Linked DNA regions of Homo sapiens: region 1 is linked to region 2. Evidence: chromatin loops called from intact Hi-C (ENCODE). Cell type or tissue: A673. All regions are shown on one strand. Each heading gives the region's core, and the rest is flanking DNA. Links, peaks and the distances in the headings are about the cores only.

Evidence for each region. Hi-C counts contacts between places; a loop is a spot of excess contacts. Peaks named below come from ENCODE experiments on the same cell type or tissue, not always from the same donor. Only the 100,000 strongest peaks of a DNase experiment are listed, where the experiment ranks them.
Region 1: a loop joins it to region 2, with 6 times the contacts of the local background. A loop is called at or near these places in 29 of 110 quality-filtered maps.

What each region holds. Positions count from the first base shown.
Region 1 is chr7:127,506,646-127,522,619 of GRCh38, forward strand. It overlaps LOC105375490 (a long non-coding RNA gene), which reads right to left. Exons shown (of 5, transcript XR_007060511.1): 3 at 2,536-2,593. Among named protein-coding and RNA genes, the nearest start is that of LINC03012, 38 kb to the left of the region's middle. In A673, for the core only: a CTCF peak has its summit at 8,087 (motif pointing left); a DNase peak (open chromatin) is centred at 8,056.
Region 2 is chr7:127,339,101-127,355,074 of GRCh38, forward strand. It overlaps a transcript of ZNF800 not described here. Among named protein-coding and RNA genes, the nearest start is that of ZNF800, 46 kb to the right of the region's middle. RefSeq lists a silencer at 8,661-9,030. In A673, for the core only: no CTCF peak of the experiment used is centred there; a DNase peak (open chromatin) is centred at 8,791; H3K4me3 peaks cover 340 bases.

The DNA of each region.
Region 1 (15,974 bases), core at 4,290-12,289, 170 kb after region 2:
GGTCCTGAGCTGTGAAGAAGAATATAATCATAAATCAATGTCATGTCCAGAAAATAATGATCAAGAATACTATAGAGAAGGGCCTGGTTTCTTCACTACACATTGTGCTTCATATACTATGTTACATGAGTATGTCTGAGCCCACTTTTACCTCATTTGGATGCACATGAGGCCATTTATTCCTCCAGATACACATTGTATAGTTATTTTCTGCTCTAGTAAATTAATAGCTTAATTAGCACCTTAATTTGATTTTAAAGGCTGAAAAATATAGGTAATAGTGTATTCTTTTTAGAGAAAAATTCTAAATAATCACACTTTGTGTCTAGTTATTAAACATGCAAACTGTAGTTTTTATACAAAAATAGAAAAAACCAATACCTACTAAAAGCTATTTTGGGCAATTAGGAGGAATTCTCTTGTTTACATTAGAGGAGAAATAGTACAAAAGTAACTGAACACATGCCAGAATAATTAGCAGGCTCTTGGCTCATTTAAATTATGCGCACATTGCCATTTTAATGCATTTTTTAAATACCCACTTGCAATTCTATTTTATTTTTGGAAGAAAATTAGTAGCTTTCTACTAGGTATGATTAGTAAAACCAGATTTGTTTCCTGTTTTCCTGGAAAACATAAAACTTCCTGGCTTTATAGACCCATTTTTAATAATAATTAAAAACATAAAATAATAATAATCATACTTTGGATTTATACAACACTTGTGCATGAAAACTGGAGGCACTCTTTTTTGTAAGATAATTTCTCTGTAGGAATATTATGCTGTTTCTTCATGCTCACTATATAATATGTTGATCCTAAGGACCATCTAATATTAATGATAAAAGGATTAAGACTGCAATTTTCTGTTTTTAGGAAAATACCCGAGTGACCTCCTCAAAACAAATTCAGGGCATGAATTTTACACATTTTCTTCTCAATTTAAGGTCTCTGATGATTAGTTACAAAGTAATGATTAGCAAGAAGTGCACCAATTAGCATGTTTTGTATCCTAAGAAATAAAAACAAGAGAGCAAAGACAGAAGATAGGAATTTCTCTTTTCGAAGGCATAAATGCAGAGAATTTAGTCAAAAGGATAGCAGACACACTGATCTAAAAGCCATAATCTAGACTAATAAAATTCTTATCATTAAAATGTTACAACATACACAGCTCAGCTAAGTAGCATACATGCCTCACTCAGACTTCAGAATATGCGGAAAACATACACACGACCTGTCCACAGTTATCCTGTGCCCAATCTGCTCTAGGCACCAATCAGGTGCCATGTGAGGATGCAAAAGTAACTGTGACAAGGCATGAGCCCTTCAGAAGCTTCCAGTCTACTAAGAAAGATGACTGGTGTATACATGGCTATTATATCAAGGTAACTTCAGAAAATCTCTAAGAGAGAATCAAAGTGCTGAGGAAATTCACAGAAGGGAGCTACTAATTTGCAAGGAGGGACCGGGGAAGTCAAACATTGCCCTCAACCAAATGGCCACACAAAGCCATAGGAAGGGCCCTTTAAGGCTAACGTGAACATTTGTCACACTCAATCATTGGGCAGGGACACAGTCCCACTTCATTCATACAAACTCTGCTTGCAGAAACTATACAAAAATAAAATTATAAGGGTATGTCTATCATGGAAATGTCTACAAGCAAAAGATGGTGAGGCAAGTTCAGAAAATATGATAAAGTTATCCAAAAAGACAAAAGCAGAGACCCTGGTGGAGTCATTAACATCACACAGGATATTTTATTTGGGGTTCTTTAGCTCTAGATTCACATCTTAAGTAGGATATTTAGAAGGTGTGATCTGGTCCCACCTAATCTGGACACATAGTGTTAGGGAGCTGCCATCTAATGAAGGAGTCTGCATGTCATATAATATTTCTGTGCTCTCTCTAAGACTGAGAATGAGGAACGACTAGCACATTAAGTTGAGACCAAGTGAAAGGAGGAAACTTCACTGTTAGCTCAAGAACACCGAGGTTTTCTGCCTTCATTCCCCTCTTTGCTTTGAAGGAAAATGCTAACTATAATAGTATCTTCTTTACTTTTGGAGGCTTATTCCTGTTTGGTGATCTACAATCAAGCTACAATTATGGAGAATAGATACATCACTCAGGTTCTTGAAATTATGCGTTCATAGTTTTCAAGATATGTGTGCAATAATATTCATACTATTTTATCATATTTTTGACAACAAAATAACATGTATAAAATATTCTCTTTAAAACTAATAATTTTTGCAAAAATATAAAGATATGATTCTATACAGTATTTTAAAACAGCTCTTCCAGCACATGTAGCTTCTAGTTTGTGGGCTGATTTAATTTGACCTGTGAAAATTAATCAACATTCTAATCTTTGATCCATGCATGTAATTCCATTGATTTCAGTGGAATCTATCTTCAAGGGCTAAGGGTAGAATTGCTCTATAATTATCTTTACCAATACAGTTGCTATATTTATTACAAAAGCCACTCCACTTTCCACACTGGCTTTTTGAAACTCAGAGTACATACATTGTATTCTATCGGATTTGTTTCTCCCATATGCAGAATGTAAAATCCATCATGAAATCTGTAATATAAAATAACCAGAAAAAGAATTTGTCTGAATTGATGACAGTGAATGCTCCTGAATATTTCAGAGGAAGATACAAGTTTATGTTTACTTCTTTATTATGTAACCTGGGATGGAGTCAAAGGCATCGGATTGTTCCCTCTACCAGTCTGTTATTACCATTCAGCATTAATATTGATATGCATTAATATATGTAAACCTTATGTTTTTGTCTTATCCTTCAAGATAATATCTTTAAGCTTTTACAATCTCTTCCTGATCCCTTTCCAAAATTCATTCTATCACATGCCTCAGCAATACCTTCTAGCCATAGTCCAACAATATGACATGGAACTTAGATGCTTAACCACTGAAAAGGGCGCTTCCCTCTTTCAAAACCAGAAGAATTGGGTACTGAAACAACCAGTACCAAGAAAATTAAACCAGTTCACAGAGCTTTCTCATGAGACATCAGTTAAAATACTCAAGCCCATAGCAAAACAAATTGAGTAGGATGTCATAGATTCAAAATGTCACAGAATCTTTTTCATTAGTTTTCTTCAGAAAGGAACTACAAAGTTACAGGTACACATGAAAAAGGGCCCAGGACTATGCCCAGGGTAATCAGGAACATTTTGGATTTCTTTCTGCTGTCAAAACCTGCCATTAGCACTTTGGGAGGCCAAGGCAGGCAGATCACAAGGTCAGGAGTTCGAGACCAGCTTGGCCAATATGGTGACACTCCGTCTCTACTAAAAATACAAAAATTAGCCAGGCATGGTGGCGTGCACCTGTAGTCCCAGCTACTCGGGAGGCTGAGGCAGAGAATTGCTTGAAGCTGGGGGGCAGAGGTTGCAATAAGCCGAGATCGTGCCACTGCACTCCAGCCTGGGTGACAGAGTGGGACTCCATTAAAAAAAAAAACAAAAAAACAAAAAAAACCTGCCATCAGGCACAGTTTATCTGCAAAGTACATAGCTACATTGGAACCAACTAACAGTCTTACTAAACTAGTGTCATCATCAATACAGTCTTCAGGACCCAAAAGATATTAAAATCGGCACATATCACCTAATTTTTTCTATTAAAAATATCTATTTCTTCTAAAAAGATTAGCTCAAAATTGATTATGGACTTCCATGTAAACATAAAACTATAAAACTTTAGAAACACGAACATTGAAGAAAAACTTCAGGTCTAGCGCTAGGCAAAAAGTTCTCAGACTTGACACAAAAAAAGCATGATATATATAAGGAAAATGTGATAAATTGAACTTTATCCAGTTAAGAACTTTTGCTTTCAAAAGATAATGTGAAGAGGATTAAAAGTAGGCTACAGTCTGGGAGAAAATATTCGCAAATCACATACCTGACAAAAGGCTAGTATTTAAAATTGTAAAGAATTCTCCAAATTCTGTTTTTTAAAAATCTGTTAGAAAATGGGCAAAACCCATGAATGGATATTTCAATGAAAAGGACACACAGTGGTAAATAAGAGCATGAAAAAATGTTTGATGTTATTAGCCATCAGGAAAATGCAAATAAGAGCCAACCACAATGTGATATCACTACACACCTAATCAGAATGGCTACAGTGAAAAATGGTGGCAACATCAAATAATGCTAGTGAAAATGCAGGAAAAAAAATCACTCGTACATTGCTGGTGGAAATGTAGAATGGTTTGGTTACTCTGGAAAACAGTTTGGCAGTGTGGGAGGCTGAATCGTTCCCCCGCAAAGATGTCCATGTCCTAATCTCCTATACCTTTGAAAATGTTTCCTTATATGGCCAAAGAGACTTTGTAGATGTAATTAAGTTAAAATCTTGAGATGACAGGATTCTTCTGAATTATCTAGGTAGATATATAGGTGCAATATAATCACAAGAGTCCTTCTAAGAGGAAGGCAGGAGGTCAGAGAGAGGAGGAGACGCTACAAACCTGGCTTTACACATGGAGAAAGGAACCACAAACAGCCTCTAGAAGCTAAAGGAGGCAAGGAATAGATTCTCCCCTGGAGCCTCCAGAAGAAAAATTAGCCCCTGCTGACCCTGTAAGGCTCATTGCAGACTTCTGACCTCTAGACCTTCAAGAGAACAAATTTGTGTTTTCTTTAAGCCATCAAGTTTGCAGCAACAATGGGAAACTAATACAGGCAGGTTCTTATAAAACTAAATATACAACTCCCATACAGCACAGTAAGTGTACTCTTGGGCGTTTATCCCAGAGAAATGAAAAAAACTTATGTTTGCACAAATTGTTACAGCAGCCTTTTTTGTAATAGTCAAAGCTGCAAACAGTCCAGATGTCATTTAACAGGTGGGTTAAACAAACAGTAGTGCATACATATATCATACCTACATACCTTTTATTGCTGAGAATATTACTCAGCTATAAAAAGGAATGAACTATTGATACATGCAGCAATTTGAATGAACCTCAAGAAAATTATGCTGATGAAAAAGGCCAATCCCAAAAGCTTACAGACTGTATAATTCCATTTGTCATTCTTGAAATTACAAAATTATAGAAATGGATAACAGATTAGGAATAGAAGGTATGGCAGGAGGGAGAAAAGTTGGTGTGGTTATAAAAGATCAACATGAAGGATCCTTGCAGTGATGGAATTGTTCAGGATCTTGACTGCAGTGGTGGGTGTGTGAACCAACACGTGATAAAATCATAGAGAACAAAATACACACTTACACAAGTACAAATAAAACTTGAGAAATCTGAAAAAGAAAGGAAGGGCCAAGCACAATGGCTTGCACCTATAACCCCAGTGCTTTGAGATATCAGTGTGGGAGGATCATTTAAGGCCAGGAGTTTGAGACCAGCCTGGACAACATAGTGAGACCCCATCTCTACAAAAAAAAAATTTTTTTTAATTAGCCAGGTGTCATGGTACATGCCTATAGTCCTGGCTACTCAGGATACTGAGGCAGGATACTCAGGATACTGAGGCAAGATTGCTTGAGTCTGGGAGCTTGCGGCTACAGTGACCTGTGATTGCAACACCGCACTCCAGCCAGAGTGACCTAGTAAAACTTTGTCTCTTAAAAAAAAAAAATCAAAAATTAAAATTTAAAAAGGTAGGTTTTATCAATGTCAGTGTCTTGGTTGTGACATTGTACTATAGTTTTGCAGGATGCTACCATTGGAGAAAACTCAATAAAGGGTAAATGGGATTTCTCTATATTATTTCTTACAAATGTATGTGAATTTATAATTATCTCAAAATTTCAATTAAAAGAGACATTTATTAAAAAGGAAGTCCTGTCATTTGCAACAACCTAGATTAACCTGGAAGACATTGTGTTAAGTGAAATAAGCCAGACACAGATATGGCATGATCTCACCTATATGTGGAATCTAAAAAACATGAACTCACAAAAGCAGAGAGTAGAACTTCTTCCAACCAGAAGTTGGAAGAATGTTGGCCAAAATGAAGTAGGAGGTGGGACTCAACTCTAGGCAGGGCTTGGATCAAATTGAGGACTAGCTAAAACAGGGACAGGGTGGAAGCAGCTTACCATAAGACACACGCCTACCACAGTGCCATGTCAGTTTACCATTGCCACGGCAACACCTGGGAGTTACCACCCCTTTCCATGACAATGACCTGACAACCCAGAGGTTACCACCCCTTTCCTAGAAATTTCTGCATAATCTGCCCTTTAATTTACATATTCTAAAAAGCGGGTATAAACGCAGCATGTTCTCATTCGTAAGTGGGAGTTGAACAATGAGAACACATGGACACAGGGAGGGGAACATAACACACCAGGGCCTGTCATTGGGTGGGGGACTAGGGGAGCGATAGCATTAGGAGAAATACCTAATGTAGATGACAGGTTGATGGGTGCAGCAAACCACCATGGCACGTGTATACCTATGTAACAAACCTGAATGTTCTGCACATGTACCCCAGAACTTAAAGTGTAATTAAAAAAAAAAAAAAAGAAAGAAAGAACAAGTAGGGGAATAGGGGAAGGGAGACAAGAAAGGAAAAATGAGCAGTTTATGAGTGTGAGCAACTGGGGCTCAATCCCACTGGGGGCCTCTGGGAGACAGTGAAGAACATGACTCAGAGTTCTCCCACGTGAGGGGTGAGGGTGCTGGATTATTTATTATAATAAAGTTACAGGGAACAGAGAAAAAATTAAAAAATTAAAAATTAAAAGTGGGTATAAATGAGTGCAGAACTGCCTCTGAACTGCTACTCTGGGCACACTGACTGTGGGGTAGCCCTGTTGTGCAAAGAACAGTACCGCTGCTGCTGCCGCCGCCGCCGCCGCCGCACACTGCTGCTTCAATAAAAGTTGCTAGCAGTACCAGCTCATCCTTGAATTCTTTCCTGCACTTTCACCAGACAGTTTCTTATGCTGTCAACAATAGCCACAGGAACAAAGCCTAAAGGAAACTGGACTTAGCCAAAAATAATTCTGTCTGCAAGCTTATCGTCATTCAGTTAAAAGTTTAATATCCGCGGGGCGCGGTGGCTCACTCCTGTAATCCCAGCACTTTGGGAGGCCGAGGCAGGCAGATCACAAGGTCAGGAGTTTGAGACCAGCCTGGCCAACATGGTGAAACCCCGTCTCTACTAAAAATACAAAAGTTAGCCGGGCATAGTGGCATGTGCCTGTAATCCCAGCTACTCGGGAGGCTGAGGCAGGAGAATCGCTTGAACCCAGGAGGCAGAGGTAGAAGTGAGCCAAGATCGCACCATTGCACTCCAGCCTGGGTGACAGAGTGAGACTCCATCTTAGAAAAAAAAAAAGTTTAATATCCAGGTCGCCACTTTGTATAATGGTCTAAAGAACAGCAGCCTAGTGATACATGTAGATCAGCCTCTAACAACATGTGCTTTTGGTCACAGTATCAGGCAGTCACAATGAAAGAAATCAACTGCTTATCCTACTCTTGGTACTCTCAGAGCTGCACAAATCCCACAAAACCACTGGGCCCAAGGACCTGTAACACCTAGGCATGAGGCAAGAAGAATGGAACATATCACAGATCTATTGCATCTCTTAAGTCAGCATAAATTTTCAAAGGACACAATGGAGCCTGATGAAAGGGTAAATATGGCATTCTTAAGAGCCAGTGACTGTCTCCAAAAAAAAATATATTTGCTAACATTTAGCCAATTTATTCTTTACCATTAACTAGCCCCTCCCTGCACAAAACCCTGGTCCATTCCAAGACATTCATTATCAGACAATTTCACCCAACTGCTATCATGCTGCAGTTTGTTGCAAAAAGATGTACTGAAATGGCATCAACTCTCCTCCATTCTCATGATCAGATGAAATTTCCAGAGTGTAAGAAGCTATTCTCTGTATACAGAAAAGCTTTCATTATAATGAACTTGTGTTGACACTTTTTAAGGGGGAGAGGTAGCTGACAAAATTCATACATTAAATCAGAGCCTAAAGTATGGCATGAGAGGAGACTCCCAAACCCTGCTGTGTATTGTATCACAACACTGACATCTGTTGGCTACAAGTGTACTGAATCCTTCTTGTGTCCTGTCCCTTCTTTCTCTGCAGCTTTCATAGCTCCTTCTAAATCAAATCTCCTACTGACCCTAAACCATTTAATGTGTGTTATGTCCTTCATTCCTAAAAGATTACAAACTCATATTCATGGTTTCTCATGTTAGCCTTTCACTCTCTTAGGAAATAAGATTTTATGCCATGTTAATTATTTTCTAAACCAAAATCAAACACCCATATATGCAACAGCCCCATTAACTCAGGCACAAGCTACACAAATGAGAACTGTCATTTTACTGATAGAATTATAAAAGGTAACCTATGAGAAAGATTACACACACATGTTTTTTGAAACATCACATGTTCCCATGTAAATACTTCCTGCCATTCATGCTACTGACTACTTTCTCCTCCTTGGCTCTCCTCTAATTCTCCTATCTTTACCCCATCCTCCACGAAGTGTTCTCCTCTCTGTGATCTTACACTCCTTTTTTTCCTCTGCCTACTAACTCTGGGGATGCTGAAAAACCCCCTGTCCAGCCCTTCAGAGGTTCCCTTCCAACACTTAGTATCTAGAAGACTGCGTCTAAGCATATGGTTTAATTCGCAATATAATCTGAATGCACAAATCAATACCTGCAGTCCTGACCTTCCCTTCTCTCTCCTAGTCAATATCTCCTGATGATTCAATGGCTTAGAATAGGAGGATTGCCTTCACAGTCCCTTCTTTGATGCGATAATTTTATACCCTATCAATATCTATTGCTTCAACGGCTAAAAATTAAGAATTGTCTCCCTACTGAATCATCGCCCCTTTCCAACTCCCCTATTTCATCAAATGCAGCATAACCTTCCCAGCCTTGTCATGGATACTGAGGCTGGCTCCTCTCTTCCCCTGTACCCCTTCCTACAGTAAGAGTTCTAATCTCAAATCCCACTGCTTTTCACCTAGACAGAAATAATGGAGTGCTTATCTTCTTTCAAGAAACCAATCACGATGTACTGATGACTCCCAAATCCCCATCTCCACCCCAGACCTCTCACCTAACCGTCAGACCTACATAATCCAAACAGTTATTGGTCATCCTCTCTTGGATAACTTCAGGATATTTGAAATTCTACATATGCAGAATCAAATTTCTATTCTCCCCTTTCCCCTCCACACCTGCCTCCCTACCCCCCACACCTCCCCCATTCTTTATCTCTGTAAATGGAAGGACCAGTGATTTATTATCCAAGCTGGAAACCTGGGAGTCATCCACAACTCCTGCCTGTCCTTCAGATATCATATCCAATCAATCACAGAAGTTTAATGTGCCTGTTGATTCTGGCTCCTGAGTAACTTTATTTCATTCATGGCTCACCAACCCAACTGTGGCAGAGACTGCTGTCTGACCATCCAAGATTTGTGCTCCTCTTCTGTAGTATGGAATTGTTACATGGAAACCACTAGTGTCTGGGGTGGAGAAGGGAGCATATGAGTAGTTCTTGCTCATGGAGTGTAGCTGATGTTACTTGTACTATTTAGCACTAAAGAAGCAGATGGGCCTTCCTCAGGCTGTTTCTTCATCTACCAGCTGAATGGAGCAGACTCTCAAGTCTCAGAGGACCACAGGGCCATGAAATAGAAGAAGCCTGGGTCTGTGACTGAGTACTTAGAAGGCCATCTATAGGGAATACCCATGTTGGGCTGTGACACAGCATAAAACAAACTTTATCATGTCAAGCCATGGAGAAAGTTGGGCTTACCTGTTACAGTGCCTACAGCACTCTGACACTACCTAGTTCAGGCCACTATCATTCTCCCCCAGACAATTGCAGGTGGTCCCAGTTGATCTCTGTGCCTTTGGTCCTTATCTATGTCCTCCTCTAGACTGTAAATTCTAGGAAGGCAGAGGCTGGATCTGCCTTGTTCACAGTGTACCCCCATCATGCAGCACAGAGGCTAATACGCAATAAAAATAACCAGGATCTTTCTTCCCAATTACTCCCTAGCTCGTACCCTCCACTCTTGGATTTTACTACCTAATGTTTCTCTCCCTATCTCTTACCCCAACAGACACACACACGCACACACATGCACACACACACACATTCATGGCGGGTTGACTCGAGCCCTCCTTCTACTCCCAGTTGCTGGTGATTCCCTCACATCCCGCCCCCTCTCATTCCTTCCTATCAAGGCCCATAAATTTTTCCCTGACTTCATCCAAAACTGATTATTCTAACACTGAGTTATCCCATTGCCTTATGTACCTTGTCCTAGGCTTCTCCTTACATTTAAGATAAGTCCTTTGTGCCTGGTGTGTGTTCTTTCCTCCCTCACTGTATTACACACTCACGGAGGAAAGCATCAAGGTTCACTCTTTACAGAGCTCTTCTGTGAATGCTCAATAAATGTCACCCACTGAATCCAATACTTTGCTTTGTGTACTATTCTATCTGGCATCTTCTGGAGTACCTTTTCTTAAAATACTTCAATGTGAGGGATTTTAGTGGAAATTATACATAAATATAAAATGAAACACAGTATTTACAAAGAAAGGGATCTTTCTATTATCTCCTTTGTGGCTATGTAGTTTTCCACAAAGGTGAAATCGATTGTTAGAGCATGAAATAAGCAATTAGGTATACCGTATAATTATTATTAACAGTTAATAATAATTAATATTAATGACAATTAATAATAGTAATTGAATGTCTATTAAATCAGTGTCTAGCACATAGTAAATACTCAAAAACATCTCATTTAATTCCAACAACAACCCTGTAAAATGGTCTTCCTTCTGGCCTGAATTTTATCTGCCTTTTCCCGGGATTGCTTTCTTGAAAGAGCTGGTCACTGAGGAAGGGGGCTGCACTTGAGACATCTGAAAGGCTCACTGCCTAGGGCTTCCCAAGGTAAGAGTATGCCAGAAAACAGCTGAAGAAGAGGCACCTGGGATCAGCCTCAGAGAAGATGCATCCGTCTTTGTAGGGTAGCTGCTGGGGCAGCAAGGAAATCCTGGTAGTGTGAGACCTATTCCTAATACCGCCATCATCATCACCACTGCCATCCACCCAGTCCCTGTGCTCCACTCGTCACACAACTCTATACACCAGTGTCTGACATTTGGTCTTCCCAATGGTTATGGGTCATCTTAACCAAACAGAAGCTGTGCACCCCACATTCCTGGGATGTCGACACACAGGCCAGCCCAGGACCAAAATGTCTTCAAACTATTCAATTTAGCCCTCCTCAAAGAGATGTAACCTAGCTCTCAAGTAAATTTGTTAAAGCTTTCAGGCATGCCTCACCCTGTTTTTGAAAAATTATTTTTCATTTATGTGCTGTACATTATTACTTTGTGTGCAGGCATTATCTATATTGTACTGCACAAAAATAATTGATTACTCATGAGTGACAGAATAATTGGCACTACCCTGGTTATTCAGCTATTTTTATGCATTATAATTATCAGCTTCACTACACTAGACAGAATTTAATGTTCTTGAAAATTAATATTGTCTAAGGACTTGATACAAAAGAATGTAATGTTCTTAAATTAAAAACTTGTCACACACTGATAGAGTCTCAGATTGTTGGTTATTTATCAACATTTTGTTTTAATCATTTCAAACCCTTTATCAAATCGCAGAGCTTGTAGTCCAAACCAATTCAGTACAACTGAATTCTAGTAAGTTTACAATCTGAATTAGTGTTTGCAATGGTAATATTACATGTTTACAGCTGTACATGTATTGAAGACCTAGAATCTTTTGCCTACTGACCTGCATTATGACTGTGAGTTTCTTGAAACCAAAAAAAAAAAAATGGATGGGGGGGGGTTATTTATATAAGAGCCTAAGTGCCTCATGTGCTAAGGCTGCATGAAATATATTAAATAAGCAGAATAATGTACAACTATAATGCCTAAAAGCTAGAAGAAATTCTATCCTCTGCACTGTGGTCTAGCTGTCATGCAAGAGAGAGACCTTTCCAGGATAAAGGCATGGTATGGAGCTGGACCTGGCTCTTAGTATCATTCTACCCATGGTGGCAGGACCCAAATAGGATATCTGTAACTATGCTTTTGACTGTATAAAGGGAACCCTCCTTTAAAATGCCAAAATGCTAATTACTCATGAAACTTGGTTTTCTTTTCACCACTGTGTATAATTCCTATGTTTATTCCAGTCTCTGTCTTTCCTCTTGTATTGTCTACCTTTGTATTTTCAACAGCACAGGAATGTTTACATGTTTGTCATCGAGTGCCACTCACCAGGATGGGCCCACAGTCCCCCACTCCCTATTGCTCACCCCCTTGTTGCCTCCCAAACCATGTGCACTGCCATCTGCATGACAGGAATGACTATCCATTTCTCTTCTTTTTCATTTTACCTCATCCTTCCCTCCCAATCCCTTCTATCCTTTTTTTTTCTCAGCAGTTGGTCAAAATATAGAACTACAGCACTTCACTAAAGGGCATCCAAATAGGAAGAGAAGAAATCAAACTACCCCTGTTTGCAGATGACATTATTCTATATCTAGAAAACACCATGGTCTAAGCCCAAAAGCTCCTTCAGCTGACAAACAACTTCAGTAAAGGTGCAGGATACAAAAATCTATGTACAAAAATCACTAGCATTCCTGTACACCAACAACAGCCAAGCCGAGAGCCAAATTACAATCCCATTCACAATTGCCACAACCTAGGAATACAGCTAAGCAGGGAGGTGAAAGATCTCTACAAGAAGAGCTACCAAACTTACTGCTCAAAGAAATCAGAGATGACACAAACGCATGGAAAAACACTCCATGCTCATGGATAGAAAGAATCAATATCATTAAAATGGCCATACTGCCCAAAGCAATTTACAGATTCAATGCTATTCCTATCAAACTACCAACGACATTCTTCACAGAACTAGAAAAAAATTATTTTAAAATTTAGATGGAACCAGCTGGGCGTGGTGGCTCACGACTGTAATCCCAGCACTTTGGGAGGCGGAGGCGGGCAGATCAGGAGGTCAGGAGATCGAGACCATCCTGGCTAACACGGTGAAACCCCGTCTCTACTAAAAATACAAAAAATTAGCCAGGAGCGGTGGCGGGCGCCTGTAGTACCAGCTACTCGGGAGGCTGAGGCAGGAGAATGGCATGAACCCAGGAGGCGGAGCTTGCAGTGAGCCGAGATAGCGCCACTGCACTCCGGCCTGGGCAAAAGAGCGAGACTCCATATCAAAAAAAAAAAAAAAAAAAAAAAAAAAAAAAAAATTTTAGATGGAACCAAAAAAGAGCCCAAATATCCAAAGCAATCCTAAGCAAAAAGAACAAAGCTGCAGGAATCATGTTACCTGACTTCAAACTACACTACAGGGCCACAGTCACCAAAGCAGCATGGTACTGCTACAAAAACAGACAAATAGACCAAAAGAACGGAATAGAGAGCCCAGAAATAAGGCCGCACATCTACAGCCATCTGATCTTCAACAAAGCTGACAAAAACAAGCAATGGGGAAAAGACTCCTGTGCTGGGACAACTGACTAGCCATATGCAGAAGATTGAAACTGGACCCCTTCCTTGCACCAGATGCAAAAATCAACTCAAGATGGGTTAATGACTTAAATGTAAAACCCAAAACTATTAAAACTCTGGAAGACAAACTAGGCAATACATCCTGGACTTAGGAACTGGTAATGATTTCTTGACAAAGATGCCAAAAGCAATCACAACAAAAGCAAAAATTGACAAGTAAGATCTAATTAACCTTAAGAGCTTCTGCACAGAAAAAGAAACTATCCTTTGGGTATATACCCAGTAATGGGATTGCTGGGTCATATGGTATTTCTGGTTCTAGATCCTTGAGGAATGGCCACACTGTCTTCCACAATGGTTGAACTAATTTACACTCCCAACAGTGTGAAAGTGTTCCTATTTCTCCACATCCTCTCCAGCATCTATTGTTTCCTGACTTTTTAATGATCGCCATTCTAACTGGCGTGAGATGGTATCTCATTGTGGATTTGATTTGCATTCCTCTAATGACCAGTGATGATGAGCTTTTTTTCATATGTTTGTTGGCCACATAAATGTCTTCTTTTGAGAAGTGTCTGTTCATATCCTTCGCCCACTTTTTGATGGGGTTTTTTTTTCTTGTAAATTTGTTTAAATTCCTTGTAGATTCTGGATATTAGCCCTTCGTCAGATGGATAGATTGCAAACATTTTCTCCCATTCTGTAGGTTGCCTGTTCACTCTGATGATAGTTTCTTTTGCTGTGCAGAAGCTCTTTAGTTTAATTAGATCCCATTTGTCAATTTTGGCTTTTGTTGCCATTGCTTTTGGTGTTTTAGTCATGAAGTCTTTGCCCATGCCTATGTCCTGAATGGTATTGCCTAGGTTTCCTTCTTGGGTTTTTATGGTTTTAGGTCTTACATTTAAGTCATTAATCCATCTTGAGTTAATTTTTGTATAAGGTGTAAGGAAGGGGTCCAGTTTCAGTTTTCTGCATATGGCTAGCCAGTTTTCCCAATACCACTTATTAAATATGGAATCCTTTCCCCATTGCTTGTTTTTGTCAGGTTTGTCAAAGATCAGATGGTGTAGATGTGTGGCATTATTTCTGAGGCCTCTGTTCTGTTCCATTGGTCTATATGTCTGTTTTGGTACCAGTACCATGCTGTTTTGGTTACTGTAGCCTGGTAGCATAGTTTGAAGTCAGGTAGCATGATGCCCCCAGCTTTGCTCTTTTTGCTTAAAATTGTCTTGGCTGTATGAGCTCTTCTTTTATTCCATGTGAAATTTAAAGTAGTTTTTTCTAATTTGGTGAAGAAAATCAATGGTAGCTTGATGGGGATAGCATTGGATCTATAAATTACTTTGGGCAGTATGGCCACTTTCACGATATTAATTCTTCCTATCCATGAGCACAGAATGTTTTTCCATTTGTTTGTGTCCTCTCTTATTTCCTTGAGCAGTGGTGTGTAATTCTCCTTGAAGAGGTCCTTCACATCCCTTGTAAGTTTTATTCCTGGGTATATACCCAAAGGATTTATAAATCATTCTACTATTCTGACACATGCACACATATGTTTATTGCAGCACTATTCACAATAGCAAAGACTTGGAGCCAACCCAAATGCCCATCAATTATACACTGGATAAAGAAAATGTGGCACATATACAGCATGGAATACTATGCAGCCATAAAAAAGAGTGAGTTCATGTCCTTTGCAGGGACATGGATGAAGCTGGAAAGTGTCATTCTCAGCAAACTAACACAGGAACAGGAAACCAAACACCACATGTTCTCACTCGTAAGTAGGAGTTGAACAATGAGAACACATGGACACAGGCAGGGGAACATCACACACCAGGGCCTGTCAGAGGGGTGGGGGGCTAGGGGAGGGATAGCATTAGGAGAAATACCTAATGTAGATGACAGGTTGATGGGTGCAGCAAACCACCATGGCACGTGTATACCTATGTAATAAACCTGCACCTTCTGCACATGTATCCCAGAACTTAAAGTATAATTAAAAAAAAAAAAAAAAAGAAACTATCAACAGAGTAAACAGACAGCCTACAGAATGGGAGAAAATATTCACAAACTATACATCTGACAAAGGTCTAATATCCAGCATCTATAAGGAACTTAAACAAATTTACAAGATAAAAATAAACAACCCCATTAAAAAGTGTGCAAAGAACATGAACAGACACTTTTCAAAAGAACACATTCAACTAAAAAGCATATGAAAAAAATTTCAGTATCACTTGTCATTAGAGAAATGTAAATCAAAACCACAATGAGATACCATCTCATACCAGGCAGAATAACTATTAATAAAAAGTCAAAAAATAACAGATGCTGGCAAGGTTGCAGAGAAAGGGAACACTTACATTCTATTGGTGGAAATG
Region 2 (15,974 bases), core at 4,523-12,522:
TCTCTGATTCACTCAGCAATATTTAAGTGCTCCTTTTTCCATGCTCTCAGATAACAGTGAGTAGATCTTTAGTGCAGCACTTACCTCTTTGAATTATTTTCTCATTAGAATTTTGTCTCCCACTAAACCATGAGCTCATTCATTGAAAGTAAAAATTGTGGTCTGATTATTTTCCTGGAGAAGTTCATGATGCGGTTTATAGAGCACCATGATGTGATAGAGCATCATTGTGTCATTCCTCTGCGTCTCATCCATCCACTCTCAGTCTCGCTTTCAACTCTCAAACCTTGCAGGCCTCCATTTAGTTCTAATTCATCCTGCTCTCTCCAACCTCCAACCTCCCCATATGATCTTCTCTCCTATTTGCTATGCTCTTCTTCTTTTCTTACTGTTAACACTGTCTCTGAAAACTCTGCTCATTTTCCACCTCTTAGCTAAATGTCGCCCTTTCTAGGAACTTTTCCCTCAACTTCCAGACCAAGAGAGGTCCCTCTGTTTCACTCTTCCAAGGCATCCTGTGCTTTGTTTTGTACTATTCTGTACTTATTACAATTTGGCTACTGTGACTCTCATACCATTACACTTGGGTTTAACAGATGTGCTATTACTTTAATTTTCTAAATAAAATTCAATCTGATTTCTGAGCTTCTCACTCACCAGTGTAGGAAAAAAAAATCAAAATCAGTCATGTTTTGGCAGGCCTTCAAGAGCACAGAATTCTGGAGGCTTCTGTAGTGCCTAGGACTTGCGGTAAGAGTTTCTAGTCTTCAGTCCACTGTGGTCAGAGGTCCCTGCTAAAGTACTGATTATTCATTGTATGGTCTATTCAAAGACTGAAGGCTTTGGTGCTTCATGCCAAGCTTTAGGGCTCCATCAGGCTGAGTGTTGTGACTGACACCCAGGGTTCTCCCTCAAGTTGCACCCTGCAGCCACTTTCCCTTGAGGCCCCAAGACTTCCCAGTGCCATTGTGATTGCAACTTTTGCTTGTAGCCTCCAAGCACCAATCTCACCCCTAATATTTGCAGAGTAAAATGGAAGCTTATATACCATATGGCAAAATATTTTCTTCTTTTTCTTTTCTTCCCCTCCCTCCCTTCCTTCCTTCCCTTTTTCTTTCTGGCAGGGTCTGCATCACAGCTCACTGCAGCTTCCACCTCCTGGGTACAAGAGATCCTCCTGTCTCAGCCACTTCAGTAGCTGGGACTACAGGCATGAGCCACTGCACCCAGCCCCAAATATTTTCAAAGTTGCAAACCAAGCCAATGAATTGTTAAATAAAATGTGTTCTATTGCTGTATGCTGACAAATATACCTACATAATTTCCTAAAAGGCTAAATTCAAATTAAGAATTTTTACATTCCTTGGAGTCCCGTGCTAGAACATGGTGGCCTGGTAAGTATAGATCCCTATCCCACACCCCCACTGCATCTCGCCAAAGGGCCTCGCATGCCTGTGTGTGGTTCTTCAGCCTGCAGAACCAGGCTGTGTCCACACCCCTGAAAATGGCTATTCTTTGGCCTCCCTTTGGTCCTGGGGTGCTCAACTGGTGGCACAATTGGATGGACCTGAAGGTAGGGCTGTTTGGATTGAGAGTTCTGGGCCCCAGGAGCCCAAAATGTAGCCTAAAGAAGAAGGCTTAGGTTCCAGGTGGACATATTCCCTTGGCTGCATAGATGCTTTACCCTGGCAAAGCAGGAGTACCCAAAGGAGGGCCAGGGCAGAGCCCTGTAAAGTATGAGTCCAAAGCAAGGCCTGTCTTGCCTGAGTCTGACTGCAATCCTGAGATCACATCCTACAGCACTGCTGGAACCAACAAATCAGTAAGCAACAAGAGGCATCAGAAAGTAAACTTTCTCTGGCCGGGCACAGTGGCTCACACCTGTAATCCCAGCAATTTGGGAGGTCAAGGCGGGTGGATCATCTGAGGTCAGGAATTAGATACCAGCCTGGCCAACATGGTGAAACTCTGTCTCTACTAAAAATACAAAATTTAGGTGGTGCGTGACTGTAATCCCAGCTACTCGGGAGGCTGAGGTGGGAGAATCGCTTGAATCTGAGAGGCAGAAGTTGCAGTGAGCTGAGACCGCGCCATTGCACTTCAGCCTGGGTGACAAGAGCGAAACTCCATCTCAACAAAAAAAGAAAGTAAATTTTCTCCATATGATAAATCAATTGAGAGTTGATATTAATGCTAATTTAATTGACATTGATATGTGGAAACAAAGCTAAAGGCCCATGAGTATGTTGCTAAGCCAATAAACAAACTCACTGTTTCCAAAGTTGTATAAAAATTATTAACAGGTCTTATTAGAAGAAAGTATTCAAAAACAAAATGTTTGAAAGAAATACATAATTTGAAGCAAACATTTTTTCTTTAATGCAGAACTTCTAGGAGGCTTTTTTTTTTTTTTTTTTTTTTTTTTTTTTTTTGACAGCGTCCCACTCTGTCGCCCAGGCTGGAGTGTGGAGTGCAATGGCGCAATCTCGGCTCACTTCAACCTCCGTCTCCCAGATTCAAGCGATTCTCCCGCCTCAGACTCCCAAGTAGCTGGGACTACAGGTGTGTGCCACCATGCCTGGCTTTTTTTTTTTTTTTTGTATTTTTAGTAGAGACAAGGTTTCACCATGTTGGCCAGGCTGGTCTCAAACTCCTGACCCAAGTGATCCGCCTGCCTCAGCCTCCCAAAGTGCTGGGATTACAGGTGTGAGCTACTGCACCTGTCCAGGAGCCTTTAATATAAGAATGTGGCCTGTGAATCCCCAAATAGACAAATAAAGTAAGTTATATTTCGCAGACTTGTATGATGTGTGTGTATGTGTGTGCATGCATGTGTGTATGTCTGTTTGTGTGTGTGTGTATATACACATGCCTGCACATGTATGCATAATATATCTCTTGGCAGTAGAATTCTGAAAATGCTATCAATCCAAAAAAAAATCACTGTATCAGAGTTCTTGAGTACACAGGATAGAAACTACTTATGGCCAGTTAAAAAAAAAGGAATTAAGTGGAAGGATATTATGGAGCCTTCAAGTCTCCAGTCTGAAAAGCAAGCAGCTTGGACAGTAGAAACCACAGCAAGAAGAGCCCTGCCCTAGAGCTACAGTTACTGAGATCAATGAGTTCCCAATCGTCTTCATTTCCAACATCATAGGGAGATGCTCACAAATAGTAAGTGAAAAAAATAAGGAAAAAGAATATGAGCCCAATTCAACAGAAAGAAAAAGAGAAAGATTTACAGGAACAATCTTAGTAGGAAATACAACAGAATGTTAGCTGTGCTTTTCTCTGGGTAATGAAGTTACAGGGTATTTTTATTTTATTTCTGTACATAAATTACATCTGTAATTATAAAAAACAAATATTTTTCAAAATACTTTTGCCAAGTCTAAAAGAAAAATTGTTCTAATGCCAACATTTTGAGACACAGTCCATTTTCACAATATTCAAATCCTTCCTGATTTCATAAACTTTGATGAGTTGCTCTAGTTAGCAGATGACCTTTTAAGTTTTATCATACTTTAGGATTTCTGGTCCAATAAACATTTTTAAAGTTCTTTCTTAACTTTCATATGGAAAAATAGGACTTTATAAAATCAGAATTCCTGTAAATTATTGGCATTAGTGATATACCAAGTCCCTGCTGTCAATAATTAGTATAGCTGCCACTAGCTGATGCTATTGGTAGAATCGTGTGACAAGGAACTCTCCATGGTGCTTGTATACAACTTCAGATGAGACCACTTCACATATAATTTCACTTTTTCCAAACAAAATCAGCTCTTTATTAAAGTAGCAACATAAATATTAATAAGTTTATTCTTTATTAAAAAGAAAGTAGGATTAACAAATAACAAAAACCTCACAATACTATCCTAAATAATACATCAAAAATAAAATAAAAACAGTAATATAATCCATTATTTTTAAATAGCAACAATTAAGAGACTACATACCAAAACTTTTGAGATGCAGTCAAAGCTGTGCCCAAAGGCAAAGTTATAGTCTTACGTGTCCTATTATTAAATTAAAAAATGAAAATAAATGAACTAAGCCATCAATTAGTACAAAACATTCATAAAGCAACAAAATAAACATTAAAAATAAGGAAGGAATTAAAGATGAAAAGTTATATTAATATTATAACAAATAGAAAAAATAGAACTGATGAAATACTCAAGTGCTGGTTCCTTAAAAAGACTGGCAAGTCTAATAAAAGAAAGGAAAAAAGTAACTAAAAAGACCAGAAATGAGAAAGAAGCAATAACCAGAGATACAGAGAAAAATATTTTTAATTATAATTATATATAGACAACAAATTTTAAAATTCTCTGAAAATGCATGTTTTTCTTTAAAAATATGATTTTTTAAATTGATACTCAAGAAGTGACAGTAAAACCATAGAAAAAGGTTTTTTAAGTTTTCAGAGAATTGTCTTCTACTCATCCTCCCTTAAAGAGATTGAGGCCTAAACAATGTTATGGGTGAGTTTCTCCAGACCCCAAAGAATAGGCAATTCATATGCTATGTACCAATCTAGGTTTTTAAGCTGATAAAGGTAGAATTCAAAAATGTAAAACTACAACCCAATCTTATTCATAAATATAAATGCAATAATCCAAATAAAATGTAAGAAATTGAGTTCAACATTGTTACAAGAAAAAAAGGGAAAAACCACCATTATTTAACAGGATACATCTCATGCAGAAATAATCCAGTATTGAGAAACTACTAACATAATTTATTGTGATAATAGGCCAGAGAAGTAAAATCACATGATCATTTCTAGTTGCCTAGAGTATGCTTAATATAATTGAACAACTTCTAATAAAATGCTTAGTATATTTGAACCATCAAACCACATCTTTAACATGATAAAGACCTGTATTTCAGTCTAAGAGCTAACATTTAAAAGCTGGTAAAATTTAATGGCATACCTAACAAATCAGGAATAAGGGCAAAGTTATTACCATCATTTATTTAACACATGAGGTATAAATATTATAAAGGAAGAGAGAAAAATCACCATTAATTATACTTAAGAATGATTGGCTACTTAGAAGAGAATCAACTAGGGAGTATTAATGAAAGAGTTCAAAAAAGTTATCAAACACAAAAATAAATAGCTTGACCCCAGAAGGAGTAGCCACTAATAAAAAATGATGGAAAAATGATCCCATTCAAATGCAACAAAGAAATGAAATATCTAACAATACAATTAATAAAAATATGCAAAACATACAAAATTACTAAAGAACATTTGGAGATTGTCTTCAGTAACCTTAACACATGACAAGTTCCTGAATAAGAAATTTAATATTACAAAGTTGGTAATTCTCCCCAAATTAGTCTATATTGTTAAAGCAATTCCAAACAAAATGGCAATAGAATTTCTTTTGGAATGTGACCAAAACATAACTGAAGCTTATCTGCGAGAATACATGAAAAAATATAGCCAAAAATATTTAAAAAAGAAGAGTAACATTTACCCCCATTGAAACTTAACACACAGTAAAGCAAATGATAAAATGGCAATAATTAACAGCATGGTTAAGGAATAGAGGATATAAAAAAATTAAACAAACAACAAATTCAGAAACCGCTCCAAGTGTGTGTAGGAATTTAGTATTTGATAAATGTGGAATTTTTAAAACAGTAGAAAAGTGAGTTTTCAATAAATGATGATACAACAACTAAATAAATATTTAGACCCTTAATCACACCTATATCAAAAATAAATTCCATTTGGAGTAAAAATTCAAATCTGAAAAAATGAAATAAAAAATAGACAGATATTTATATAACACTGGGAAAGAGAAGACCTCTTTAAACATAACACCAAAAGCAGAAATCATGAAAGACTGATTTATCTAAATAAAAAATGCAATATTTCTGTTTATCAAAGACATCATGGATTAAATTGATAGATATCTGACAAAGAGCAAAATGTCTGCAGCATGCAGAACAAACAAATGGTTAGTGGTTTCAATATATAAAAAGTTCTTACAAATCAATGAAAAGTGAACCCTCAACAGAAAAAATATCAAATATGTTCATTCATTCCTTCAACAGATATTTCTTGTGCACCTAATATGTGTCAAATATTGTGCTACAGGCGGAGAATACAATGTTGAAGAATCTAGACATCCAAACATGGTCTCTTCCTTTATACATTCTAGTATGGGAAATAGACCCCCCCCCCAAAGGTAAATAAAAAAATAAATAACACTACAAGTTGAGATACAGGATTAGAGTGATGAAGGAAACAAAGGACTGATACAGCAAATGGGAGGACAGAAAGGGAGGGTCTACTTTCAATAGAGTGCTCTGTGCAGAAATATAACAACTTTCTCAAGATGTTATATTTAATCAGTTATCTAAAGGATACGGTTGTGGTGGGAGAGAGGGTGGCTGTGAAAAGCAGCTTAAACAGAGACAACAGCATTTCCTAGGCCCCTGAGGTGCAGAAAATATCTTGGCATATTGGAAAAAGCAGTGTGGCTGCATTCGAGTGGGCAATAAAGAGAGGAGCATAGACGGGGGTGGAAGGATAAGTAAGGGTCAGACTGTGCAAGGCTATGTGAGCCATGGTAAAGGGGTTTAGATTTTATCCTAAAAGCAACAATTTGCTTAATTCAATTTGTGAGAAAGGTTGTTGCTACCACTCTATCAAAAACGTATTGGAGTGGTTAAGAGTGGTAGCAGAGAGACCAGGTGGGACTGGTGTCACAATATCCCGGTAGGAAAGAATAGACAACTCCATTAAAAAGTTTAGTTCTAAAGGAGAGCTGAGAGATGGTTCACAGATGGAGAAGACGTGCACGAGGGAAGGTGTGGTTAAGATGAAAGACACTGGAGCATGTGTGCAGGGAATAATCCATTGAGAGGAGGCAGGATTGATGATGCAAAAGAGAGAAAGGGGAAAACCTAAGGAAGAAGTCCTTGAAAAGGCAAGGGGGCTGGGATTCGGGGCATGACAGGAGGAGCTAATCTGTGAAGCTCCCTCTATTATCACAAAAAGGAAGGTTACCAAGGTAACTGGGTTGGAGGATCTTGTGGTGACAAGATGAGAAAGTCTGTATGTAGTAAATTCTGTTTTCTCAGGCAAATGTGAAGTAAACAGGGAGGAAAAGATCAGAACATTTTGAGGAGATGAAAAGGTATGAAGAGTAGTCTCAGATGTGGAGAACTGAGACTACAGTAGGAACAACAGCACCAACTTGAGGTTTGAGTTAATGGATTGGAAGTAAAAATGAATTGGCTGAACTGTGTACTTTTCTCAAAGAAAATGTTCAGTTGTCCCAGTAAGGCCCATGGAAGGCAGATGGTAAGATTTCTCCAGAGTTGAGATTTTGCCAGGAAAATTAAGAAATTGCTGTTCAAGAGTGCTGAAAGCAATGCATTTCAAGGAGAATGATCATGATAATGGATCACAGAATCTAGACTAAGCAAGGACGAGAACGCAAGACAGGGGCTGATAAACAGTGGGGAAAAAATGAAGCAACGAATTAGCTGTCAGTGAGCAAGGAATCTAGGATAGGAAGATGGTGATCAGAGCATGGAATGTCTGATGATGTGCTAGTTCAGGTCCTCTTAGAAGCAGACACCAAGACAGGGTTCAATGTGCAAGAGTTTTATTAAGGGAACTCCTGTGAAGGATAAACAGAAGGAAGCAGGAGCGGGGAAGGGAGACTTCATATCATAATACAGGTCTGACACCTGTGAAAGGAGAGGGGAACTGGGCCCAAGAGCCTCAGGCTGCATGCAGCATAGTTCTCAGAAAGTTTCAACCAGCCGGCTCAGGTGTTTCCAAGCCAAACTTGCTCATCAGAGGAGTCCTACATCTTCCATGAACGTGCCACCACCAACACCCCGTGCTGTGCCCGCTCACTGACTGGGAGTAGTGCCAGAGAAGCATGGCTTCAGTGCAAACCCAGCAGTGTATGCCTTGGGAAGGCAGGGGGACCTGTCAGTCACTTCCGCTCCGTGGAGCAGGAGATCTGAGAGGCCATGGTCACCACAGACAAGACTGTAGAGAGGATGCGGATTCTAATGATGACATGGTCTAGAACTGTGGTAGCAAGGACTGATTCTGAAGGGGAGAAATAATTACTGGAGATGAAGTTACAGGAAGGAGGGGACTGGATGTTGGAGTTCAAGTTCAACCACAGTTGTGCATAACACAACTCCAAGTTGTGTCAAGCACCCCACAGTCACTGAGGATTTGGACAGTTATTAAAACAATCTTCTGGCAGATGGCAATATTTGGGGTTGTGGCGGGGGGGTGGGGAGGTGGGCGGGGGGAAACTAGTTTGTCGATGCCAGGATTTGAGGTGAAGGTTCAAGTAGGAGCTAGTCTTTGAAGAACTAATCATGACAAAACTCACTAGGAATAGGAAATCTATAAATTACAGGCTGAAAGGAAAAGGATGGTATTGTCCAGTGACAAGATTCTCAAAGAAGCCGGGATTTTGGCAGGCAGAGGACGTGCTGCTCTGCGAACAACCACGACTCGCACGGAGGCCGCCCCCAGCCTGTCCCTAAGGCACGTGGTCCTCTAGAGGGCTTCGCGGGAGAGTTCTGGCTCAAACCAGGGACGGCGAGGGCAAGGGGTGAAAGGGGTTTGAGGCGAGGCAGAGGACTCAGGGGTCTGCGGACGGCTGGTCGGCCCGTGGAGACGGCCGCGGCGAGGCGCCTGAGGTACGGCGGTGCGGAGCGAGGGCGAGGTCCCGCCGGCGGCCAGGCGGCGGCGCTCACGGAGCCGCGGGCTTCCCCAGGCCCCGGGCAGCGTGCTGGAGCTCTCGGGCGGCGCCGCCGCGGAGCTTGGCGCGGCAGCTGGCAGCGGCCTGACGCGTGGTGACGGCGCCCGCGGGCAGGCAGCGGCTCCCGGGGGCGGCCGGGCGCAGGGCGGCGGCGCTGCGGGACGACGGCTTCGCGAGGCTTCGGCCCGCACGGGTGGCAGCGGTCCCCAGGGAGGAAAGACAAAGATATGCGGGTTAGAAACCAAGGAAAGAGCGCCGACGCCTCTCAGCCCCGCAAGAGCTGCAGACCCACGGGCAGTGCGGTGCCACTTTCGCCCAACAGGGTGCCAAGAGAGAAAACTGCGGTGGTCATAGGAAAACAGATCCAATTCAGGTCTCATGCAACAACTTGGTGGCAATTTAGGAAAATGTATCAAAACCCTTAAATGTCTGAATACTCTTTGACCCAGAAAGTCTAGCTTGAGAATTTTCCCTTAAGGAATAATTATGAATACCTACAAACTTTTCATACAGGGTGTTCAGTGCAGTATCTATAATAGAAAAAAAAAATGCCAGAAAAAAATGGCAAAAAAAAAAAAAAAATGGGAATGTCCTACACCCAACAATAAGGTATTGGTTATAGTCTTTTTCTTACAGCGAATACTAAACTGCTATTGAAATAATGCTGTGAAATAATACGTAATGATATGGAAAAGAATTGATACTATATGCAATGAAAAAAATCAGTTTCATCCCCATTTGTACCATGTGAGTGTATACTTACGTGTACATGTGTGTACACACGACACATCACATATGTAATAATGGACAGAAACACATCAAAATGTTAAGCAGTTATCTCCAGGTGATAAAGCTGCAGGTAACGCTTTTTTAACTTATGTTTCCCAAATTTCATACAAGTTTGTTTTACAGTAAAAAATATAATACAAGGAATTTTACTCCATTCTTATGTACCCATTCTATATTTATCTCAATTCAAATTTATGAAAATCTTTCTTTTCTATTGTGTAGCAAAGTGGTGGACATCAAAAGATTTTAAAAAATGAAGAGTCCACAAAAGTAGTTTATCTTCCTCAAAAGTTCTGCGTAAATTACAGTATTACAGAAGAGTTTATTGCTTAAACACTTTGCAGTTAATCAAAGCTACTGTCTTTTGTGACATTATATCTTATTTAACTCTAGTAATAATTTCCACTTTAGAAAAAAAAAAATCTGGGCTTTTGAGAAATGTAATTTGATTTGTAATTTCCAGACTTGGGAACACACAGTTTGCTAAAAACAGAAAAATGTGGGACAAATGTTTTAGATCATACCAATGTTTTAGAGTAATTCAATGAATCTCTCTTTAGTTTGAAATAATTGAATGGGATCAAAACTAAAATATGGCAATGAACTAGAATCTAAGCTTAACATCCTGGTCTCCCAATCATAAATTAATTTAAAATTTTAAGTTAATACCTAGGGAGTCTGTTTTGCTAAGCCTTGTTCCAGGAACATGCATAAAAGTGATAATAAAATTATAATAATATAACACAGGAGAGGGGTTCCAGGACTTTGTTATTAGATTGATAGAAGATCCTCTGTAAGTTTCAGATATATTTTAAGCTGAAGTGAGCTCAGAGTTGTCAGGCTGATTTTATCTAATGATGAGCAAATCCAAGATTAGATGTTTATTGGAATGTTGCTTTGTTGCTTAAACAGATGACATAAGTAATCACACCATCCTGTAAGTTTCCTTCACCCTGAAGGTACTGGATACAATTATTGTGTCTGGAAGCATACTTTTGGTAAAAATTATCAGAAATAAATAAAATGTCCAAAGAGAATAAATCCTCTTAAGGCCAAAAGTTTGTGTTAACCACCTGCTCCTGAATAAAATGAAGGTTATAGGAGCTTTTAATAAAACATTTTCTCTCAAAAACCTTAATATTCCCCAAATGATGTAACCAAACAATGTTAAATACAAATAAGACAGAAGAGCATTTATTATTGGTGCTACAGTCCAGCTTTCACTATTCATACAGTGATTTCAATTTAACTCAACATTTTTGGAGTCCCTATTATGTCTCCTGCACTGTGCTCAGACAGTATGAACAAAAAAGATAACACAAGGTTCCTACCTTTGAGAAGCTCTAGCTAGAAAATTACCTTCAGATTACTCAGATGCGGGGGATAACCTGAATCCCTAAATTACTCGCCATTGTCGTGTCAAAGCTTCGCATCCCATATTCTTCAAATGAGCTGATTTCCTCTCATTCCTTTGCTCAGATTTATCCAGAGCAACCTACTGCCTCCACAATAGCTAAATCGATAGAGATTCTGACTAAAGATATGGACTTCCTCCTCCAGAAACATGCGCAGAAGTGCATACACCATTTACTTCGTTTCACTGCACTGGAAGATGATTTACTGAACATAAGCAATATTTGTAAAGGATTATGCCTCCGTTCTCTTTTGAAAGAAAAATGACTGTTTCCTGGAAAAAAAATTTAGAAAATTCTGACTGTTCAGTAGTACATCTCAATGAGATCTAGTTTAAATGAGTTGAAACTGTGCTTTGGCTTTTGACATAGCAACATATACTTCATCTTTGATAACCCATTACAACTTTTTCCCTATGGCAACAAGTGCTGAAATCCTTGACTCACAAAGGTACGTATTTAATAGAACGAAAGCAGAATTGCATAGAATGGAATTTGCCAGGTTAAGGTGGCCTGCACACTGTAACACCAAATTCCTCCAAGACTTTCAAGTTAGATTCAAGTCACATTATTTCCTCTGCCTTCAAGTTCAATTAGACTTCTGGAAAGTCAGCAGATTTCTGTCTGGTTAGAGAAAAACATCTTACCCTGCTCCTGTTTCTTGGCAACACCTTTTGGAAAGGTGGTAACAGCTGCTGATATGGAAAGCACCGAGGCACAATGACGTGCAGCAATCCTTTCCTCATCAAGCAGGAAAACCATGCTGTGTTGCTGACATCACAGGTGCACCAGCTGCCCCCAGAGTGCAATTTTTCTTCTTCCATTTGAATATTTATTGAGAACGAATATTTTGAAGATGTTGACAGTCTTTCCAGTTTCCAAAAGGTGTTCTTAAATGGAGTTCTCCTTTGATGACATCAGCAAGCACATGAAAATGTGAAGCTGGATGCACTGAGAGGCATCAACAGTTTCATTCATTTGCATGCTGAAGAGAAATATGCAGAGCTGCCCATTTCTTCCAAGTCTGAAGTGAGTGATGTCATTTGACAGAAGTAGGGCCTTAATTTTCTTTCATGGACCACATTTAAGAACCTTTGAGTCAAACTATTTGATTCTGCACTCCCCTTACACTATTGTTTCCCACCTCTGTACTTTTGTTCTTGGCATTTCACCCATCGAAAAATGTTTTCTCCCTGCTCTCATCTATTCAAATCCTGTCCATCTCTCAAGACCTAGACCAAAGCCAGTCTCTTTCATTAAGCTTTCCCTGACTACTGCAGCCTGAAATGATCTCTCTTCTGAACTCTGACAATGGTTCCTATCTTTGACAGTTCTCAAAATGTGGTTCTGAGACCACCACCTTTAAAAATGCACCATATTATGTATTTTTACAAGCACCAGAAAGAGCTGTGGTAATTTTTCCTGTTTTCCTGAATCTTCTTTGCAACTCTTAAAAGAATAACTCACTTCCCAGATGGATGGAGAGAAGACTGACAATGATTATTTTTGCTGGGGTGATCAACTGACTCATCTGAATCATTCCTTTCTGTACTCATTTTCACACAAATGTTTTGATTTGTCAGTTGTGTATCTGTCAGGTCTGTAGTGTCACTGCTGACTGCTGAAATCCTACATTTACCCATGGACTTTTCAATCACAACCTCCCAGTGCCATGGCCATCCTTCTAAGGATTCAGATGTTGCTACCATTTTCAAAATAACTTCACACTCTATGAGAAAGAATTTAAGCAGAGCTTAAAATGAAGGCAAGCACAGTTAGATGGAAATGGCTACAACTGACATCATATACTCAAATAAGATGTAAAATCAAATGTATTCTGGAACTGAGCAGCAACTTCAAGATCATCTCTTCCAACAGATTCACATGACAGGTGGGGGAAATGTGGAGAATGGGGTATTTCAGAGCAAGAAACTGAAATTTAAAAGAATAAAAATCTTAAAGTTAAAACAATAGCAAGATCACATACAGTCAAAGGCATTGTCCTAATTAGCTCATGGATTCAACATTAAGGATAAATAAAATTGAAGAATTAAATGAAAAGAATTAAAGGATGAAAATAACTCAAAATGTAAAAGATGGATCACACTCATCTATAAACATGGCCCAAAAGACTGTCTTTGATATTACAAGTAACAAGATGACTTGGACTCAAAACCAGTTATGCTTATTCATAATAATAGTTATCATGTACTTACTGTATACCAGGAATTGGGCTAAGTGTTTTACATACATTAATCAACTCAACTGCATTAAATTCTAATAGAAAAAAAGTATCAAAAGAGAAAGTCTATAATACCTCTGTAAGAAAAGAAATGAAGAAAGCAAAAGCTGGCCATGCATCTGCAGCCTGGTCTAGTAGAAAGGATGCTCTGCATATTGAACAATATCTGGTCTGAGTGGCAGTTGCATTCCTATGGGGAAGATGAGTGTGTTGCACTACCAGAGCTTACTGACACTGGTTGCTGAGAGCTGATTCAATGCTCACCAAGCAACCTTCTGATTATAATTTATTTTTCATGTAGATTTGCCTATTGGGAGAAAATGCACTGAACCATAAACATGAGAAATGATTGTGCCTGACACTTCCCATCTCAAATTAAAGAACTGAATTGTGGAATTTATACACTACTATGAAGCCGGTTAAAGGGATACAGTCTTCTAATACCTAGTTACCTCTCTGGATGAACCAATAATCAGGGTCAGCCTTAGAAAGCAGTGGCCACATCAAAGTTCCTGTGAGGCCTGGCAGGGAGGCCAGCCTGCCCTCTGTCCTGCTGTCCACCTTCTTTAAACAGCAAAATCCCACGATTACACACACACACACACACACAATAACCATTTTAATTAGAAATGGAAATGATGAGAAAAGGAACAAAATATAGTGTTTTTCCATGCTCTAGAGCACTAACTTGTGAGCTTAGTTTTTACAGCAGATAAGGCCAAAGTGGTTTTTTCCCCCCAATGGCACCGATAAGTACTTATTTTGCTTATTAAAAGAATCAGTCACCTAAGCAAAAAGAAAAAGTCCAAGTAGAACTTGGACATATAAACTTTTACCAAAGAATAAATATAAAAATATTTCAGATGTCCACAAATATATGCAATACATCATTACTTAGGGGTGTTGTTTCCTTTTGGGATGTTTTGTTGGCCAGTTTTTGTTTTCTGACATCATCTCCATAGGAGAGAAACTTATAAATATGGCAGGATCCTAACATGACTTAATCACAGTTCTTGACAAGACTTTTTGTTCATTATCTTACATCAAGAATTCCAAAGTCAGAATGCAGTAAGAACCCTTAGGACCCTGTGTTCAGGGTTGAGGATAACACACGTAAAAGCTGTGCTAAAGCTATGAACATCAAGAATATGATCTTACTTGTTCAACAACTGAATTTTAACTATGATGATGGTGTTATGAAAATATATTTTTAGTCTGATTAACTTTTTTTCCAATCAACAATGGTTGGAGTCTAATAGTATTTTCAGACAGAATTACCAAGTAAATAATACATTGAGAAGGCCTGCCATCTTTAGGAAGAAAGCAGAATTACTGACTAATTATCTAACATGAAGTTCAAATATAAGTACTCAACCTCTATGAATATTATCATGGACATTTGGCATGGGACACATTTTTAAATGGATTTGTCTTTTGTGACACAATTTGGTCCATAAGATCTAAAATCAAACGGTTCTGACAGGCTCTATTTTTCTCTGAAAGTTAAAGCAATAATTGCACTGATAGATAAGCTGGCCAAAAAAAAAAACCCAGAATGATCAAAATTAATGGTGTATTTTTATATAGATGATCATGAATCATATCAAGATAAAAATATATAGTTACAAGCTGTTTTGAGAAACAAATGAAAGACTATTTCTGTGATATGCATTTGAGGTTGGAGATTTTAAAATTTAGAAAATGAAACAAACATTTGTGGTTTGACATTTTAACATCATTGCTTCTCACTGGCCTTGAGATAAACTGTTTGTACACACAGTACAAATTTTTACACAAGTCTGAAGGTAAATGATTTCCCTGAAAACTTCATCTGCCAATTCTTTCTCAAATGGAAAAGTAAATATACAATTAGCTATTTTTGGTAACCAGCAATAACAGCTATTTATAAATTTCCCTTATTATTTTTTAACTTTCAACATTATTTATCATAAATCAGTGACCCTCTCTTCCTGAAAGAAATGTGAAATACTACATCATGTTGCACGTGAGGTACTCAATATGCTAGAAATAAATAATAATTTAATACTCTGTCCATTCATATTAACAAAAAACAGTTGTTTAATAATAATAGGCAGTATAGCAAAATGGAAAGTTCATGGACCAAGGAACAAAAAAATCCCGGGCTCTACAATTTTCAGACATTGTTAAGTAAAAAAAAGCAAGGTGCAGAAAGGTATGCATAATATGCTACCATCTGTGTGAAGGACAATGTATACATCTCCTTGATTGCACATACATGAAATAGCTCTTGAAAGTCCAAGAAATTGGTAACTTCTTGCCTCTGGGGAAGGTAATGGAAGAACTGAGAGATGGGGTAGGGAAAAAACTTACCTTTCACAGTATACCTTTTTGTACTTTTTAAAAACATGTTATTACATATTAAAATAATCTTTAAGAGATAGCTGGCTTCTATTCCTGACTTCTTCATCAGCTACACATTTGACCTTGTGCAATCACTTACCTCAATTTTCTCCATTTTAAAATACTAAATCTCTAGATTCTCCATGTACAACTCAACAGAATTATGGCTCAATCGAAGGTATATACAAAATATCAGGTGGTGAAATAAAATAACTATTAGCCTTAATTTGCAATGACTTACTCTTCTGTCTTTTTATTCTGTATTGAAAGTAAAAGTGTGATTAACCCACCTTTTTGACATATCCAAACTATTGCTTCTGAGATACACACTCTCAAAACATTTCAGTTATTGAGTAAATATTAAATGTAAGTATAAAGAGGTAG